Regions from separate parts of the Homo sapiens genome. Here all the other regions are linked to region 4. A link is a loop called in an ENCODE intact Hi-C map of the cell type or tissue named here. Cell type or tissue: IMR-90. All regions are shown on one strand.

The links. A loop is a pair of places that touch in the nucleus more often than their neighbours do. Peaks named below come from ENCODE experiments on the same cell type or tissue, not always from the same donor. Only the 100,000 strongest peaks of a DNase experiment are listed, where the experiment ranks them.
Region 1: it touches region 4 in a loop (3-fold over the local background); 29 of 110 quality-filtered maps call a loop at or near these places.
Region 2: it touches region 4 in a loop (7-fold over the local background); 29 of 110 quality-filtered maps call a loop at or near these places.
Region 3: a loop joins it to region 4, with 12 times the contacts of the local background. A loop is called at or near these places in 18 of 110 quality-filtered maps.

Annotation. Positions count from the first base shown.
Region 1 is chr5:82,163,695-82,168,694 of GRCh38, reverse strand. ATG10 (autophagy related 10) reads right to left here. Exons shown (of 8, transcript NM_031482.5): 4 at 4,158-4,296. Among named protein-coding and RNA genes, the nearest start is that of RPS23, 110 kb to the left of the region's middle. In IMR-90, a CTCF peak has its summit at 2,588; DNase peaks (open chromatin) are centred at 2,614, 3,624 and 3,944; H3K27ac peaks cover 340 bases.
Region 2 is chr5:82,171,939-82,176,938 of GRCh38, reverse strand. All of the region lies in intron 4 of ATG10 (autophagy related 10), which reads right to left. Among named protein-coding and RNA genes, the nearest start is that of RPS23, 100 kb to the left of the region's middle. In IMR-90, a CTCF peak has its summit at 2,120 (motif pointing left); a DNase peak (open chromatin) is centred at 2,648.
Region 3 is chr5:82,105,011-82,110,010 of GRCh38, reverse strand. The region is part of intron 3 of ATG10 (autophagy related 10); the gene reads right to left. Among named protein-coding and RNA genes, the nearest start is that of ATG10, 140 kb to the right of the region's middle. In IMR-90, a CTCF peak has its summit at 2,541 (motif pointing left); no DNase peak of the experiment used is centred here.
Region 4 is chr5:82,223,661-82,228,660 of GRCh38, reverse strand. All of the region lies in intron 5 of ATG10 (autophagy related 10), which reads right to left. Among named protein-coding and RNA genes, the nearest start is that of RPS23, 52 kb to the left of the region's middle. In IMR-90, a CTCF peak has its summit at 2,894; a DNase peak (open chromatin) is centred at 2,820; H3K27ac peaks cover 152 bases.

The DNA of each region.
Region 1 (5,000 bases), 60 kb after region 4:
CTGTTTCTCCATGAGCATCCTTCAGGCCTACAACAAGTGGACAAATCTTTCACATGAAATATTTAGGCTACATTTTTAATTCTATACCCTTTTTTCCTGGGCCAATAATAGAATGGTCTCCATAAAGGACAGCCATTCCTTTGCTGAATGGAGGAAAAGATTCCTCCTCTATTCAAATGCAGCCCTGCTGACTAATTAAAGAAATATGTCAAAACAGCTCCCAAGAAGAACCCATATGTCATCCAAAGAATTAAATGTTTTGAAAATAAGAAGAACCACTTGGTCCATTTTTCAATAGAGACTGAGAACAAATGAAAAGAAAGAGATGAATCAGAATTCAAGATGAAATAAATATAGAAATCTCTAGCTAAATGTAAGGAGAAAATATTTAAGCCTAGGCCTCTGGTAAGGCAAAAGGCCATTATGTATGTGCCTAAGGGTTTTACCACCTTTGTAACATTTGCCACTAGCTTTTGATCAAAGCTGAGCCCTCAAAAGGGAAAATGAGACATAAAAAGGTCAGGGAATAAGAATGGTAGGGAATGGATAGAAGGCTTTGGCATGATACAAAAAATTCTTTAATATGGTATGCTTCAAAAACAGTGGGAAAAAAAGAAAAAAAAAACAGCATGCACTTGAAGATGTCAATGCTTTGTGGGAGTGGATTTACTAAACTATAAGGCACTATTCCAATGTAGGCTATTTATTATTACTCAACAGACGTGCAATTATGTCTCACCCTCTCCTGAGTGACAAAGGGTATTAACTGTGTCCCACCACCTCTCCCAAACCTACAATGACAAAAGTAGTTAGAGAAAAACAGAACATTGGGATGGAAGGGCTTATTTCTTCTCTTAAATCCACGTTGCCCACTTGGTAACTGAGCTCCTGTACACCAAAGTAGTAGAAATGAGAGGCAGAAGCAGAATGCTGTCTCAACTTGGCTGTCTGCCTTCAAGAATTAAATAAAAATACGTGTTTATAGAAGTGGAACAGCTGCTTCAGCTAGTTTGGATACCCACTTTTGAGTCCTCAGGATGTTCTATTTTTCTAAGTCCACTACTCCTATAGTCTCTGAAAAGTATCAGACTAAAGAGTAAAGATACATAGATGGTTTGGGTCTTAGGTCTCCTGGAGACAACAGAATTACTTCCTCTTTCAAAACCTGGCATAGCAGTTGAAGTAGGCACCATCACAATGTTTCCATTCTTGGGCTGTATTTTTTAAATGACTAGAAATTCTTCTTTATCGTTTCACTTAACAAATACTTGATGCTGTGCCACAGCTGAATAAGCCATATATATACATACATATATCTTATACATGTATACACACAAAGCCATAAATAAAGCTTCTCACTTTGTAGGCACTCAGTATCAATTTCCTTCACTCTTGTTTTTATCTTGAAGCTCTATGTTCCAGCATATCATTTTATAGATATAAACAAATATTTCTGCTATAGTACAAATTGTGATATAATAGAATATATGATATGATATGACATGACATGACATGGGAGCGACAAGAATAGATGGCATGTTAACTGAGTCTTGGGCTACTAGTAATTGGCCTGGTGGAAACTGGACCATATAAAGAAAAGGAATTCAAAGTCTAAGGGATTTGCATTTCGAGAACCAGAGTAAAGATTTCTTCTGAAATCTAAACAAGTTGATACAAGAAAGGGTAATGTAAATTTAAATGGAAACTATTTATTACTTGTTTTGCTTTTCCTTAAAAAAATAGGTACAGGGAGAAAATTTAGAGCAAAGCAGAGAAATTAATTTGTACTAACAATCAAATGCAAAAGAAATTATAAATATCTGTCAAAAACAAGGCTAAGTGAACTATTTTTGAAGCAACAACAACAAAAAAAGACCCCTGGGCAAGAAATTTTACAGTCATCCTCTTTCTAGGTCGGAACTCTCTTAGAATGAGACAAAGAAAAATCCGGGCCTGGAATAAGAGGAAGACATTAGGAATCCTTTCACCACACTGACAGAGATTTGTTTAACAAACAGATGAAGGGCCAGAGTAATCAGATATCACAGGAAAAAGTAAGGAGAATAAAAAAGACTGGGGGGGGAATAAATGAAAAATTGTGACTCCAGAGTAAAGGTTGATACATTTTAAAAATATCCATGAGGTTAAGTTAGGTGGAAAGAAAAAATAAATTATTAGAATATGATAAAGGAAAGAAAGAACCATTCTTCATGTTTCTCCACCAGAAAACATTCAGTATGCTGCACAAAAATTAAATTTGATATTTTAATGTACCTGAACAAGCACTAAATGAATTCTGGGCCAAAATAAAATTTTAAATTCCTAATACCCACTCTACACAACACAAAGCAGTGGTGGTGGGGGGCGAATGCTTCTACATAAAAACAAATGACTTGTTTTGGTTTACCTTTATAAGGCATAAATGGAGGGCATTGTAAAAGTATACAAATAGAAGCCAAGAATGTTAATTGTGTTTTTTTAAAAGAATAGAAAATCGTGAAGAAAGGATCACAGAAACTACACCAATGTCATTAAAATATAATTGGACTTGCAGGAACAATTACTGTGCTGTACTGTAAGGGGAGCTGTTGGCACATAAGAGCAAAGCACACATATGAGCTCATCAGCAGGCCTTGGCAAGACCCACTTCCAGCTAGAAGCAGTCATGTTTCAACACCTCTGATTCCCTAATGCTGACAAGCTAAACAACTTGTTTTGTCTCTGGGAGCTCTTCTCTGGTGATTAACTGCTTATGGTGAATACTAATTATATGAAAGTACAGTATTGAAGAAGTAATGTCTTATTTCCTCTACCTGCAGCCTCGACTTGTCTCTGAATCTAGAAGGCAGAGCCATTGCAAACCAGAACCAAGAAAGACATTTTCCTCCCCCTGAATAAACAAATATATCTCCTACTTTTTAGTATAGCACAGCTCACTGACAAGAAACTTCCTTTAACCTCTGGGCTCCAAACCAAATATAATTACCATAAAATGAGTGTTTTAAAGGCTTGTAATAATTATATGGATAAATCCACAGCAAGAGTTTGTGAATTAGTGAACTATCAGTGTCCTCCATTCCCCATGTCCCATGTTGAAAATTTACCCCAAATTGTCAGTTCTTAGGAACTGCACCTCAGATTAAAATCTTCTCACCAGGGAGTCTATGAGAATTTCTTCTTGTGTTTTAAATCCTAAGTGCTTGTTAAACTGCCAACACTGCAAAATTAGAGACCATTAAACAATATAACAGCAAGTGATTAAATCTACCAAACATACATTCAAGCAGCTTAAGCTACTTTTGAATTAAAAATAAAATATCATTGGCTAAATTCAGATGTCTTAGCTATCCAGAAAAAAGTCAGAAGGCTGTTCAAAATGCACAATGCTGCTGATAAGGCCAGATACAAAAGGAGAAATAGGGCAAGGGGTTGGCTGAACAGGAGGCTCATCTTGGTCCCTGGGCCTGGGTGGCAGCACATCCCAATGCTGACCCGGTTTAGGCAGTGGACTCTAAGCGGGAAGCCATGGCTGTGCTGCAGAGTGAGGACGCCATGTGGCTGCTGATTAAATAAGCTTTATTAGCTAAGGCCTCCAAGGAGACAGGGTATTCCACCTTCTTGGCAGGGGAATGAGTTGAGTAACAGCATCACAGGAAGCTAAGGCATTGGAGATGTATAGATGGCTGAAGGAAATGTTAGTGCTATTTTTAAATACAGCTTAAGCTAATTGATAAACATTTCTTAAAATAATTATTAGCTTTTGGGGAAGGAGGCACAGGAGCTTCTGAGTTAATTGGATCATCTGAGATTAAAATAAATTTTTACTGTAAAGTTAGAAGTAAATAAACATTGTAGCTTTAAGTTGTTCCTACTTGTTTAAAGTAAAGAAAAGAAAAAGGGCCAGGGGGCTTAGTCAACTTCAGGCAAAAGGCCAAGAATCTGAAGATCAGACTTAAGGCTGAGATGATATCATTCACGCTGAAGTCTTGATACCCTTTCTGAAGCATGAGAAAATTTAGTGGTAAAACCTTACCTCACCCACAGTTTTCTCATTTTTAACTCTATTTTTTTTCCTCTGGAGAATAATTTTCCAAATATGCTTTTTGCTTTATATGTAAATGTTATAAATTTACTTTTAGCTTCAGACATGTTCTTACCTAAAAAGCTTGCCCTAAAGTAAAGTACAGGCACTTGGTAGCTACAGGAATATAAGACATGATACTCATATTTAATCACTTCGGACGCTGCTGCAGTTTCAATCACTTCACAATCATCCAAGGGTAGCTCGAAAGCCTCCTAAAAAAAAGCAAAAACAAAACGAAAACGGGTTTCTTAATAAGAAAAGTACTAACATGGAGAGGAAAAGAGGAGATTTTCTTCTCACAAAATAACAGTTAAATAAATATAAGGCTATGAGGCAAGGAAAAGGGAGTTTCCCATATTAATGTTTAACATTTGAGTCCTGGGTAAATAGTAAAACCAGAAAACATTAGCATTAAGTAATTCCAGATTGTTTTTGAGACACAAAGAGGCTCTGGATAAAGAAAAAGGAAAAAAAAATCTGAAAAGATCTATTGCCTGAAAAATCTTTACTGTACAATTTTAGCAACAAGATGATGGCTATATAAGCTACCTTCTTCCCTACCTGTGAAAGCTAAAAACATCCTAACAATTGAACAAGAGGCTGTGAAATGTCCCTAAAGATTCTATTGTACTTGCCAAAAGATGATTCATTGTGTGCTGAACAATTCCCAGTTCCATTTTGAATAAGAAAGTTATTTTGCAAGAGGTTGAATTTGTTAGGTATATTTCAAAACCTGAGATGATTCTGTTTTCTTCATTATTGTGCTATCTTTGGTATATTTCTACAATAAATCTTGATTTATAATAGAGTAGATGGCAAATATTAATGTCAACTTGAACAGAGTTTTGTAAGCAGAGATGATGATAGTCATCTCACTTCTCACCTGATCATTTTTTACTGGTTGATTTTTGTGTGT
Region 2 (5,000 bases), 52 kb after region 4:
ACTTTTCCTCAACCTTTATTTTCAATAAATAGCAATAGAATATTTTGATACATTTTCAATAAGTATCTTCATCTTGGCATTTATCTAGCGGCAGGAGACCATTATCTTGTGATAAATAGTTTTATTCCATTGACATTTCCATGTCTGTAAAATGAACAAGATTTATTCATCCAATTAACATTTGAATGTCATGTTTAGCTACAAGTTAAAAACAAGCTGCCTTCAGTATCTGTGTTATATTGTTTTCTGAACACATTTACAGAGTAGGGCCAAACTCTGCTCTTAAGCACTATGCATCTTTGAAATATGCAAATGCCATGCATGCATATGTGTATGTGTGTGCGTGTGTCTGTGTGCGCATGCGTGTGTGTGTGTATTGGTGTGGGAAGAGGCAAATAAGATCTTAAGAACTTTAGTGTCAAATAGTAAACTAATCAAATTACAGAACGACATGCTTTTAAAATAATTTTTACACGTCAAAGTTAGAAGTAAACAAATACCTGTAGTAGGATAATAAAATGTTAGAGCTAGTATAACCACTAATTTTATAAATAGGGCAGCCAAGGTCTTACGAAATATGTATCTGCCAAAAGTATGCAGCCGGTTCATGACTGAACTGAAGTCTGAATCCAGATCTCAGGACTCACCAATGCTCTTCCTGCTGGTCCACGCTGCCTCTGAGGGCAGAGGCACTGCAAATGCTTTACAAATATTTACTGAGCAAATGATAAATGATGAAAAAATGCCTTCCTTAACTTTATTTCTATTACCATAAAGCTTTTCAGACCTAGAGAAGAATGCTGGGTTTCATATCTGGTAATCAGTAATGATTTTAATTTTATTCCTTAAAGTATTTCAGGCAACAATGTAAGTATGGAGTAAATGGTTTGGATAGAAGTTAATTTTAGAAGTAGATGTTTTATATAATTGGGCACCTACTATATGCCAGGCATCTGTTCCAAGCCTTTGTGATACATCAGTGAGCAAAACAATCATCCTTGTTTTCATGGAGGTTACATTATGCCTTGGGGTGTGTGTGTGTGTGTGTGTGCGTGTGTGTGTGTGAAAATAAACAATAAACACAATAAACAAGTAAACTGTATATTATCTTAGGAGGTGATACATACTATGGTGAAAACGAAAAGTAAAGCAGGCTAAGAAGTGCCAGCCAGAGGTGGGTTTGCAATTTTAGACTTTAGTGAGAAAGTAACTTGTGTGCAAACACTGGGAGGCACAGCGTTCCAGGGAGAGGTGCCAACCAGTGGAAAGACCACCAGGGCTGGGTAGGGGATCACTAGCACTACATGCATATCACTAACATTCGTCACTTAAAGCCAATGACTAAAAAAAAACACACATAACTTTATCAAGATATAATTCACGTACATACAATTCACCCATGTGAAGTGTACAATTCAGTTATATTCGTAGAGTTGTGCAATCATCACCTCAATCAATTTTAGAACATTTTCATCACCTTAAACAACAACAACAGCTGGGCACAGTGGCTCACGCCTGTAATCTCAGCACTTTGGGAGACCCAGGTGGGAGGATTATTTGAAGCCAGGAGTTTGAGACCAGCCTGGGCAACAAAGTGAGACTCCATCTTTACAAAAATGTGGCTATATAGGGAAGGGCAGAGACAAGAGGCCAGGAAAGTATTTACCTCAGTGGAGTCCTTTAGCTGCAATCCCAATGAGGCCTGGCAAAGCTTTATTTCTTTTTCTTCAGAATAAGCACTATTTTCTTCTCACCCCAACTTTCTAAACCAACTTGCTTGCTTTTGATTGTTGTAACCAGAGCTTTGTTTGAAAAGTAGACTCTTCAAATGAGGAAACCAATGGAAAAATTGGTAATATAACAGTGCAAGTCTGTTATACATCCACAATGATGCAACTGGTTGAGATGGCTTAGACAGTCGTGACCTCCATGAATACCCTCTCCAAACCATGGTCTCCAACTTCCAAAATCTAACCCCCTTAAAAAAACTGAGGAAGGTCAACAAGCAATTATAATACCATTGTTAAAATATCTGCTTCTTCTAGGCCCATAACGGCTATCTCAAGGGCCACTGCAGTCTCTTTAGCACCTATTGAAGTTCTGTGTTTGGCACCCCCTGCTGGTGGCATGCTAGGCCTGGTGGGACTACATGTTTTTAAAACAAGCATATCAGGTCTTAAATATTCAAAAGACCACTGTTCCTCAAAACAGTCACCTAGGGAGGTTACCTGATTATTCAGCAAATTCAACCAATATTTATTCCAACAATGCTGTAATTCTGTCAATGGAACTGCCTTTGAACTTTTGAACTGCCTTCAGAGCCAGACAAGTAACTAATTACTTACTAGTCCCAAATAGGTTTAAATCAAAGGAAAAAAAATTATACTTATTTTATTCCATATATTTGCTTCCAAATGATTTTGTTGTCGCCAAACAAATTCACCTTTAATAAGTAACCATCTTCCAACTTCTAGCCACAAGGACTGGAAGAAGTTTCAAAACCAGCAGTTCCCAAAATATGTTGAGTAATCAGAGTATGGTTGGCAAAAGTATATAATTTTGCTTTTCCTCTGTGTCTCTGCAAATCTCTCCAGTTTCTGCTGACCACTTACACTGTAAAAGGTCTGGGTAAATATAGCTTTGTCTCTATGACAACAATGACTTAATGAGGTATGATGTGGTTTCTGTTCCCTAAGCCTTCGTCACTGGTTTGCCTAGTCACAGTTCACACCTTCATCATCAAAGACACACAAAAGTTAGTTTTTGAGATCTTTCATACAAAAACAAAAGATCTAACTTAATCAGCAATATCTTCAAAATCGTGGCATACATTATTAATATCTAAAATGCATTCAAATATGATCGTGACTAATTATTTCAAAAGCAAAATGGATACTTGAGAAATCCCACTGAAACAAACTGGGATATTTATATATGTATAAAGAACTGCATCATATAAACAAAGTAGAAACCTGAAGAATGTTGTACATATCCACTTATTTATGAAAACTGAAGACTCAAAACTTAAAACACGGACATAAATACTTGGTTAAGTACATAAAACACATTATTATGTGCCTGCATGTTCAATTCAAAGTATCTTCAATGAGAAACTTTAAACCATGTTAAGAGAGTCTATTTTTTTACATCTGGCCTCAGTCAGAGGAGACATAAGCATACTCAATCAACAACTCCTTCGTTTCAGATCCAAGATACTCAATCGCACCAATTTTAACATGCTTAGAAATTTCATTAGTCACATTGAGGCTGTGTAGCTCAGTAAAATCTCTTGAATACTTGAAAAAGAAGTAGAAGCCAAAATAATTTCAGTAGTAACCTACATAGTGAGCATGGTAAATTGAGGTCATTTATATAACAAGTGTTTATTGAGTGCCTACTATGTGCCTGTATCACTTGGAATGATAATACACATTTAAGCTAATGGAATGTTCTGTCAGTAATCTAAAGTGTCAATGACAAAAGAAGAAGAGACATTAGGTGAAAAATAGAATAATTAAAAAGTACAATCTTTAGCAACTGCCAGTAGCATTTAATTTGACATTTTCATATAAAATCTCTCAATTGAATAATAACCCACATGTCAAGTAATCTATATATTACTCAAAATGTGCAGCTTTCTAAATTAAATTTCTCAGGGCTATTAGTTTTCATGAGCCAATAACAGCATGAGATATTTCACCAGCACTATCTAACTCTAGTGCAAGCACGCTGGAGTCACCTTTATCCTTATTGTGCACGGTTTCACTAACATTTTTTAACTCCTAAAATGAAGACTAGAGAGAGTACAAATAATTCAGAGTAAGTTTAAGAATAATGTTCTGAATGTGGCCATTAGAAATAAAAAGGAAAGAGTAGATTTTTCACAACAAAAAATGTCATTATTCAATATATTGTCTTCAACATAGCTTTGAAAGATATAAAAATTCATGTCATACTCCACAGTAAGGCAGAGATGAAGCTCCACCAAAGGGGAAAATTCATTTTTGCTTCAGTGAGAAAATTATATTGTGATATGAAATGAGTGCAATTGTTCACGTACATTCATTTCAGCTACTATACTGGCTAATTCTGTAACTTTTATTTATTCCTATAAGCATTTTAGGACTTTGTATCTTTATTGGGCTCAAGAAATCTAAATGAAATTCCAAAAATATGAACTATGGCAACTTTCTTTTGCTTGCATATAACATCAATTAATTAATTTAACCTATATGGTTCTTAAATTTCAGTTATTTGAATGAAAGTGTCATGTAGTGAAAAATGGGCTATAGAGTTTAAGTCCCAACTCTACAGTTTTCTATGTACCCTTGAATAAATAATTTAACCCCTCTGAGCAGTTTTTGTCTTCACATGAGGGTAATAATAGTTACTACCTTCTAATTTTATTGTGAAGATCTAGATATATAATTTGGCTAGCATGATTGAAAGGCACTAAGTGTCAAGCACCATTTCCAATATAAGCTCAGGATCCTCGAAACTCTGAAATCAGTATTATTGCTAACTCAATTTTTTTTTCAGATGATGAAAGAAAAGAAATGGCAAAGTTCAATAACTTGCCCAAGGTCATAAGGTTAGTAAGCAGCAGAGCTAGGAATCAGAACTAAAGTTTTCTGACTCTAGACCATGCGCTTTTCACCACTACATTATATGTGTTTCTGTGCACAGGAGTTCTTTGTAAAGTGTAAAGTTATACATGCATATTAGTTGTATTGTTCTTGTTGCTACTATTACTAGTGGTCCCCATCAACACTGCCTAACCTATGAGTATCTGGAATTTTCCCTTTCATGATTTTCTTCCCAAGCCTGGCTCACCCTTTCCCCTATCACTCATGGACAAATCCCATGTCCAGCCAAGGCCTCTCTTGATCACCACAGCTCAAGGTAGTCATAGCTCTCCAAGCCCTGGTGCCTTTTACCTCTCTTATGGTCCTTAACATATTCTACTTGTTATAGTGAATTTCAGACCTATCTTGTGTTTC
Region 3 (5,000 bases), 120 kb after region 4:
AGAACATTTGGACACAGGAAGGGGAACATCACACACCAGGGCCCATTGTGGGGTGGGGGGATGGGGGATAGCATTAGGAGATATACCTAATGTAAATGACGAGTTAATGGGTGCAGCACACCAACATGGCACATGTATACATATGTAACAAACCTGCACATTGTGCACATGTACCCTAGAACTTAAAAGTATAATAAAAATATATATATATATTAAAAAATAAAATAACAGGCATAGTATGATCAGCAGATCAATGGGGGGAAAGAAGGAAGGGAAGGAGCGAAGAATTAGAAAGGGAAGAAAATTCTATTTCTGGTTATCTAATGTATTGTGGTTATTTGAGGGGTAACTTTTTAATCCCTCTTTTGCATTTGAATTTTTTATAGTGAACATATATCATTATAAAAAATAGTGATTTTTTTCTCTCATAAAAAATCAAATAAAAAGTAATAAAGACAAGAAATCAGGCTTACAAGAGCATTATACAGCTTTTGGAAACTAAAAAATAAGTTTGATCCACAAACAACTCTCTTGGATATCAAAGTTAAGAGTTCACAGATTTCAGCCCAAGGTGTGAGTTCTCTGGGATCTTTTAACTTCTCATAAACTGAGTCATGAGGCGGAAGTCTACTTTGTATTTTAGTGCCCAACTAAAGCTCTGTGCATATTTAGGAAGTCTGGTCTCCTGAGTGAACAAATCTAATGACCTCTCCTCAGTTCCCATACTGTCCCCTACAACAGTTGATTCTGCGATGGCACCCTCTTTTATACTCTGGGCAAAGGCCTTGCACACAGCAAGAATGCAAATATTTGCTGATTGAGGAACAAGGCATTCCCCTGACCACTCTCATCTCTGTCAGAGTTTGTGCAGGCTCCTTCTGTCTCTTATTTCTTACCTTAGCCTCCTATATGTAGTCTTCCACCAAGGTTAGGCTCTCATTTCATTTCTCTTCTTAGTCTATACACTTTCTCTGAAATATATCATCGATTCTCAAGTTGTAGCTCTGACTTTTCTTCGGCTCCAAATCCAAAATTTAAAGTATGTGCTACATATTTCTATAAGATTGCCTTCAGGATCTCAAATCTGACATGCCAAAATGGAATTATCTTCCCCCCTATGCCTGTTTCCCATCCCACTCCCCTAGCTGTTCCTTCCCTTACATCTATGGAGGCAATGGCAACACCATTCCTGCTTCCTGGTCACATAGTCACATAGACTGAAAATTTGAGAGCTATCTTCAACTCCTTTTTCTGCCTTGTGTTTAAATATTTTATACCTTTGTAATGTCTCTGATGCACATTCCATCCTTCCTATCAACACTGACATCATATAATGCAAAAACAGCATAACATGATAAAAAGAATATCAGGCTTAGACTCAAACAACCTAGAATTTGAGTACCACCTCAGCTCTGACTATGCTATGAGACCTCATATACATATTACTTGACATTTTCAATATATATCTTCAAATCATAGGATTATCTTGAGGGATATATACACACACATATACATGAGATATATACACATGTTATACATACATATATACACATATATACATATATGATATGTACATAAATATTATATAAGAGCAGTATTATTGCATATACTGTGTGTATATATATGCACATATATATAGGTGTCTAGGGTTCTCTGTAGATACACAAATATGTATGCATGTGTATATATATGTATACTCGCAAATACAAATGAAAGGTATTACTACAACCATTACTCTTATTATTATCCACGATGATATAATGTCTGACCTTACCTAGTATAAAAATGTCTAATCTTTAATCTCTCAGTTCTCCAGGCAAGCTTTCACACTGAAACAAGTATTATTTAATCAAAACATTATTTGTTTCCTCGAAATGGTGTGCAGTTTGCTCTCCTCTGACAACAGAATAAACTCAAAAGCACTTAGCACGGATTTCAAGGTGCTCCATTATCTAACTCTACCTTAGCATTCTGACCTCACCTCCCAGTACATAACCCCTCTATCAACCAGGTTCTATCTAGCCTCAGGCCTAGAATTGTCTTGCTCTAAGTATACCCTGCATTCATGCTGCTCCATTCAGTCTAGAATTTCCATTTTTGGAAACCTCTTATTCAAAGTCCAATTCAAATGTCACCTTCTCCATAATATCCCTATTTGTTTTTTATTAAGAATTAGCCCATATTCTACCTTTATTATCCTTCTGCATTGTAAACAGAGGATATTTACATTTCTTTCTCTCCAACTAAATTATAAATTATTGAAGAATAGAGACTGTGGAGTATTCACCTTTGACTCTCCATCACGCATCAAGTCTTATAAACAGTAAGCATTTACTGAATGTTTATAGAATTAAATTGCATAATAAAGCCCCTCAAGTCTTTTAATTTCAGAGAAGTTAAAACTATACAGTAAAAATGTAAAATCAACAAATTATTCATTGTAGACATTTTTTAATGCAAGTGAAAGAAAATATTTTTAAAATACATTGTAAGCTTTAAGGTAAACAAAAATATTGTTTGGTGCTCCCTCTGCTGGCTTTGCAGAAGCAACTTAAGAATGTTGAACAATAACACCACAAAGAAGTAAACATCAATTCAGCTTAGCTGCTCCCTTTATCTCCTGCAAACACCCAGAGTAGAAACTTTCCACTGAGTTCTTTTGGAAATAATCCTACATGTAAAAAGGTTTGTCTATGAAATTTGTTTACAGGGACAAAACTGATCTTAAAATTTTGCTGATAATAATCCTGTCAGAATTCTTGTTTATACCTTTGTTTTCTAACTAAACCACCGACTTTATGTATAAACAGTTTTAATTTTTAGCTGAAACTGTTGAGAAGCAAAGTAGAATAAGATCTTTTTGCTTTCTATTTAATCTATATATATATTTTTAAAATTGATTAGGAACATAAGAGGTTAAATTCTTCTTGTGTTCCTAAACAGAGTTATTCTGAGTACCCTGAAGGCATTTAATTCCAAAACAGGAAGCCAGAGAGAGGAACACTTGGTTACACTAATGTTATGCAGATCTTTTGGAACATATTTTCCTAAACACTTGCTGAAAGAACCTTTTCTATACTGCATGCTATCACATGAAGTTGGAGAAGGGTCCCACGGATACCACAGTACACTGACTGCTCAAATTGCCCCTTATTACTTCTCTATTTTTCTCCACTTATCTTACTTTAAAATGGCCATCTGCTTGCTCATAGAAGGGGGTAGGAAAATCAGGTGGGGGTCAGGGAATGTTTATTCATACACTATAGTTTAATTGTTTTGCATAAATGTGTATAAGAGCTATGATATAGCTTATGATAGTCCATTGTTAAGAAAATGATACCATAGTAAGATTAACCTGAGACCAGCAGAGGCTGTTAAAGATTGGTGTCCTTTCTAATAAATTCTTGTTTTATATGCTTTTAGCTCTACTATAAAACCTCTGTAATCTAAAACATGTTAAATGAGATCTCACCCTGGTAAATGAAACAAAGAACAATGGTAAACCACAGGCAAGTGGAAAAGGCAGTGGATTCATGCAGTTCAGAGGTGTGCATGCTGGAGCTACCTCTGTTACTGAGCAAATCACATAACACTGTAGGGCTCTATTGCCCAACCTCTCAAATACGGCTTCATACCACTAGAGATGAGCAAGCTGCTATGATCCCGTGACTAAACAAGTGAACTAGAAAGGTCCACTTTAAGTTACTGAGGTAAAAGATGGTAAAATAACACCAAGGTGGGTATATTTTTCATACGCTGTTTGATCTTATACACCATTTCAATGCCATTTTTAAAAATAGCTCTTTTTCTTACTTTCTTAGTTAAATGCAGTTATGTTTTAAAGAAAGTAAATGATTACTGAGCAATTACCCTCTATGCTGGAAATTAAGGTTTCATGCACATTCTTGATTATCCATAAAAATGAAGTCTTGTAATATTAAATGCAACAGTTTAGTCAGAAGAAGCCAAATAGGAAAAATAGTCAATATATTTGATTTGATTATAGTTACTTTCAAACAATGTATAACAAAATTAATTCTATTCTTAATTTTTAGACACTAAAAATTGTTATTGAAATCAGGTATTTGAAAGTCAAAATTGTATTTTTAGTCCATTCTGCATAGCTTGGAAATCATTTTTTCCTTAAGAAATCTCCATGTGAACAAGAACAAGGGTTTAGCCACTGCAGTAAGCTACTATTGGCATTCTTGTGCCGAGATTCTTGACTGTTAGCCTCTGCAACTGACAAAATCAAAGCCTGGCTGGTGACTGGGTGCCACTCTGTTAGGTGGGTGCCATAGGACAATGGCAGCCAGGCACAAAGGAGTGGGGAGAAAAGAGTCAGAGTACAGAAGGGTATTCCCAGACTCCCTCTGACTCATTCAGTAAATGGCAACCTCTAAAATGCTGAGCTTCTGTTTTTGAGCAGAGCTGTCAAATCATTAGATTTGTTTTTGGAATTTCAATTCATGAATATGTCCTCTAATGTTCAGAGGGCATTCTCACTGAAATATACAGTTACATATATGACTGCAGCAAAGAAATTCTTACATCCCAAAAGATTTAACAGCAATTCTTCATCAAACAATGATTCATTCCACTTTAAATTATCAAATGCTCTATTCCAAATGATACAACAAGGTTTCAGAGCTGTAAATTAGCTGGCAGACAATATCTAAAAAGACATTTTGAAGTGTGGAAAAAAATATTCAGAAAATGTGATTCATTTTCATTTAACATAATATAAACCCAATGATGAATGAACACAGGAAATTTACGATGTGGTTTATTGCAAAAAGGAAACAGTAGTATCCAATAAAATCTATGCTTTTTGCATTCCTTACAGTAATCAATTTACCCTATTAACCAATACCAGTACAGCAAATTACTGAACAAGTTCTGTAGAGAAGAAAGCCATTAACCAGGCTCCCGCTTTGTTGACGTCATTATGTGCAAGTGTGTGGTAACATCAAACACTGACATTGTTAGGTGTTCGCCAC
Region 4 (5,000 bases):
ATTAATATTACATCATTATCTTAAATGCATTCAATTGAAAATAAACATCCATCATCATTCACTTAAAAAATATATGCAATACAATTGGACATTTTATATATTTCTCCTTGAATTCATATCTCTATTGTGCTCCTCTCAAAGAACTTCATCCTAATGTATATTTTATGCTTAAAAGCTTTTTATTGATCATCTTCTCATAACCAAAAAAATAGAGAGACAAAGGAGTTTATGTTTTAAAATTTCCTGTGGCCATTTTGTTCTATGTTAACTTAGATGTCTGATTGAGTTGTCATAATCATTGCTAGTATTCAATTGATCAAAACAACATAAATATATTATAAAATTTGATAAGCAAATATATAAAGTAAAATATTTTTGGAAATCATGAGTTAATGGCATTATATAGTATTGATACATACTTTTAATAGTACATACATACTTTTTTTTTTTTTTGAGATGGTCCCACTCTGTTGCCCAGGCTGCAGTGCAGTGGTACAGTCATGGCTCCTTACTGCAGCCCTGACCTCTCAGGCTCAAGCGATCCTCCCACCTCAGCTTCCCGAGTAGCTGGGACTACAGGTTCATGCCATCCATGCCCAGCTAATTTTTGTATTTTTTGCAGAGGTGGGGTTTCTCTATATTGCCCAGGCTGGTCTTGAACTCCTGGACTCAAGCAATCCACCTACCTTGGTATCTCAAAGTGCTGGGATTACAGGCATAAGCCACTGCACCCAGCCCATACATACTTTTTATATAGTACATGCTTTTATTCATATGTGTATGAATCAATTTAATCCCCACAATAACCTATTATTATAATCCCCATTTTATAGATGTAGAAACTAAGATAGAGTAAGCATAAATGACTAATCCAGGTCACAGAGCTAGCAAACTGAAGAACCTGGATCTATGCACAGACCTCTGACACAACAGCCCAAGTACTTAACCACTACCCTATATATCCTGACTTAAAAACATGAATTGGGGCCAGGAGTGGTGGCTCATGTCTGTAATCTCAGCACTTTGGGAGGCCGAGGCAGGCGGATCACCTGAGGTTGGGAGTTCGAGACCATCCTTGCCAACCTTGGTGAAACCCCGTCTCTACTAAAAATACAAAAATTAGCTAGTTATGGTGGCAGGCGCCTGTAGTCCCAGTTACATGGGAGGCTGAGGCAGGAGAATCGCTTGAATCTGGGAGGTGGAGGTTGCAGTAAGCCAAGATCGCACCACTGCACTCCAGCCTGGATGACAGATAGATCCTATCTCAAAAAAATAATAATAAAATAAAATTTTAAAATATATATATATGTGTGTGAATTGGGACCTGGGGATACCTTAAATAAAGGGGTTGTCAAATTTCTCCTTTTTCAGTGCCCTGGCTAAGCAATATGTCATGGTAAGGGATGGATGTCGGATGTCAGATGTCTTTCTTTTGTACACTGGAAGAAAGTAAAAAAGGGGAGGGGAACAAGGAAAATCTCAACCACAGGTGCCTTCTCAAGCAGATGGATTTTACAAGAGGGGGCATATAGGAATAGAAGATCTGAAAATTAATTCCTTTAAAACTCTCATGCCCATGTATCTTTGGGAAGTCTTCATCAACCGCCAAGGGTACACATACTCCAGGTTGAATGCCATTGGTTCACATAATCTCTAATACAATACAAATTAGAGAAGATTTTGTGAAACATTTTTAATGCTTTAGAAACAAAATTTAATTAAAATTTAAATTATTTTAACCCTTGAATTTTAAAATGGCAGTTAATTTCAATAATTTGAAAGGATACAAATTCTAAAGTGTAATAGGATAGTAATAAGCATAATTATAATCTGCGTCATAAGTTTATAATGATTAGATGTAATGCATGAAAAGATAGCAGGCCTGTAATAGTGCTATGCATAAAATGCTCCCTTCAAAATCTTTATTTGCATTTCTATTACTGAAATCATTTCCTAATAATGAAGTTGCTATAAGAGAAGCTCCATTACTAAGGAATCACTGTTACAGAAACAATGTTATTAAAGTATTGCTATGTACAGAAACTTTTATTAGGATGATACAAGTTATATATCATTGTAATAAAGCTTCCATTATAATCCTAATTGCATAAATCTGTGTTTGAGTATAGCAATGCTAGAGCTGTAGGACTTTTAATAAAGTATCAAAATAATCTTTTGGTAATAGGATTGTTTGAAATACTAATACTTCAGGGAAGACTGAACTGAGTAATGGGTGATGTTTATTTCACTGACTATACATAGTCTACCAAGAATTAGAAAGAAAAAAAAAAGAAGTAAAAAGAACCCTCATGTACCTAGTAAGATGCAGTGTGGAAATGTATGTGTTGAAGCATATTCACCAGCTCTCTTTAACGTAACAACTACCTATCTCCAATTCACTCATTGGTACAAGAAAGCAAGCTGCTAATATGGGCATTTATAACTGTGGTAATTAAAAGGTTTGATGTTCAGATCTACAGAGAGCTGGCAATCAAAAAGTTAACACACTTACTTAAATATGCCCACAAATACACACACAGTCACATCTTGGAAACTGCCTGTTATAAAAACCAGTAAAGAAATGTGAATTTGGGGGAGAGACAGACAGAGAGAGAGAGAAAGTAAGAATAAATATGAATTGACTTTAAAGGGATGAATTCTTCACCTTCTTCCACTAAAGAAGTTAAATACGTATAACTCACTCTAAGATGCTACTCTATATTACATATAAACAATATACCATAGTGATCCATCTGAGTCATAGCTAGAAGTTAGTATCAGACTTAGGTTCACACTAGAGAATGTTAGCATAATTCTCCAAATGTTTGTTTTTGCATTTGCTCTAATGGAGTCAAGTATTCCCGTTCCCTCTAGAAGCATTTATAATGTTGACCACCAGAGACCGCCAGAGAGCCATCCATCACCCGGTAGGCACAGAGACACTCCTTAATGTACCTGCCATTGTGGAAATCGGCAAGGAAGGCACCAGGCTGTCTGTAAAGGGCTTTGGCATCGGTTAAGGCAGCAGAGGCCATAGCCAGTAGCCCTGTTACAACCACATTCTCTGTCACATAATGAGGTCAAGGCCATTTTGATTTTGAGACCATTCGTGGCTTGCCTACAAAGCAGCAGCTAGATGGACTTGGAATCTGCTTGGAAAGCAAAATGCTTTTACCTTTCCAGAGAGCATCTCCTTTCCTCTTGACCTGCTTTCCAGATGTGATGATCTGCAAACAGCTGGGTGGGGTTAATTTAGAACCCAGGAGGTTCATTTTCTCTACTGACTTAAATGATCGAAAGCAAATATGTGCATTCCCCTAATGTTATGGTCCCCAAATATTTGTATTACCTGAGGGATAGGTATAAGATTTTTTGACCACACAGTCAGTGCTGGCATAAGTTATTTTTCAGGAGTCTAATATTCTTTCATTAAATATGATCAACCCAAACTACTTTGCACTGACACAGTGAGAGACTCTTATTTCTGAAATACCCATAAAATTTGAAATTTCTTCACTTGGGAGTGTGTGACATTAAAAGGGTGCAAGGACTCAATTATCCTATTGGTCAACTAAATACCTGCAGAACAGGAGCACCAAAAATATTGAAGAAATGTCAGCTTCCATGAATTTAATTGGAAATTTGAAATCAGACAATTTTGAAAGAAACTAATTTAATTTCAGCATTCATGTAAGTTTGTAGTTTATAATACATAGATGTCCTTATTTTTAATACATGGGAGGCAGACACCCCAATCTTTTAAATCAGGCATTTCAAGGAAGGTCTAACTTCCCCTTGTGACAGGAATATCATCCTTACTTCAAAGTCTTACACCAAAGTGGTGAAGATTTAAGAGGCTTGAATAAATGTTGACTGATGGATTTCTTTAGAAACTGAATCTACTTTCACTGGCCTCCATTCCCCCACCTTCTCCATAAGCATTTTGTCAGTATTCCTCCAGCACAGCTTTCCTTTAAACACCCTCCTTTCACTCTATCTCCTTGAAGACAATCACTTCCACAGTGGGCTTTCACAAGCATCTCTTTCCCTCCAGCCTGCCAGAACCTCCCACCTGCTTTCCTTTGTTTTAGAGCCTCTATTCTCTCCTTCCCCCTGCATGCAAATACCCGATTCATAGTCCCAACTACTAATTTTATGCCACTCCCTTGCTCAAAATTATTTCTAACTACTCCCTTGCTTCTTAGGTAAAGCTGAACCTTTTGGGGGCCTGGATCCCTTTCAATATGCAATGAGAGCTATGGACCTCAGAATAATGCATAATGTATACAGGCTTTTGCCCATGTTGCATGTGGTTTAAATAAACCCTGAAGCCTGGGTATTTGTGACCTCTAGGTAAAAATCCTAAACCTATATAATAAAGTTTCAATTGCATGGCCCTCTACTTGTTTTCCCTGCAGGCTGGCACAAACTACTTTTCCAGCATTATCATCTATCAGACTGCCCCTAATCACAGAAAAGAGTGGGGGCTTCATTAAGCACCTACCATGCCCCGGACTATTCTAAGCCCTAAATACATAGCAGCAAACACAACAACAAAGGTTCTACTATTCTCATATTCTGTCGACCCATGGTCATCCTTTGCCTTGTCACACCCTGGCCGACTGCTGGTTATTTCCAAAGGTATGCAATCCTTACTTTTAGAAGGCTGGCTTCACATGCATTTTATATTCTTGTTCTGGTTTGCTCTCTAGTCACAGGATGACTAGTGTTTCCTCACCTCTGGGTTCATCCCCCTATCTCGAATACTCCCTCATTTCCTTCCTCATCTACCAAATATTCTAAGATAGTATCAAGCCTCTCTCTCTCATTCTCAAATCTTTCTAGAATCATTTCAGTTCATAATAAACAAACTCTCTACTTAAAATTTCTATCAGTGACCTAGCACTTTATCATATATATGTGCCTGTAACATCTATATAAGACTATAAAGGTTGTTTCATTATGTAATTTTTTATTATTGATTAATTCTTCTGTGTAAT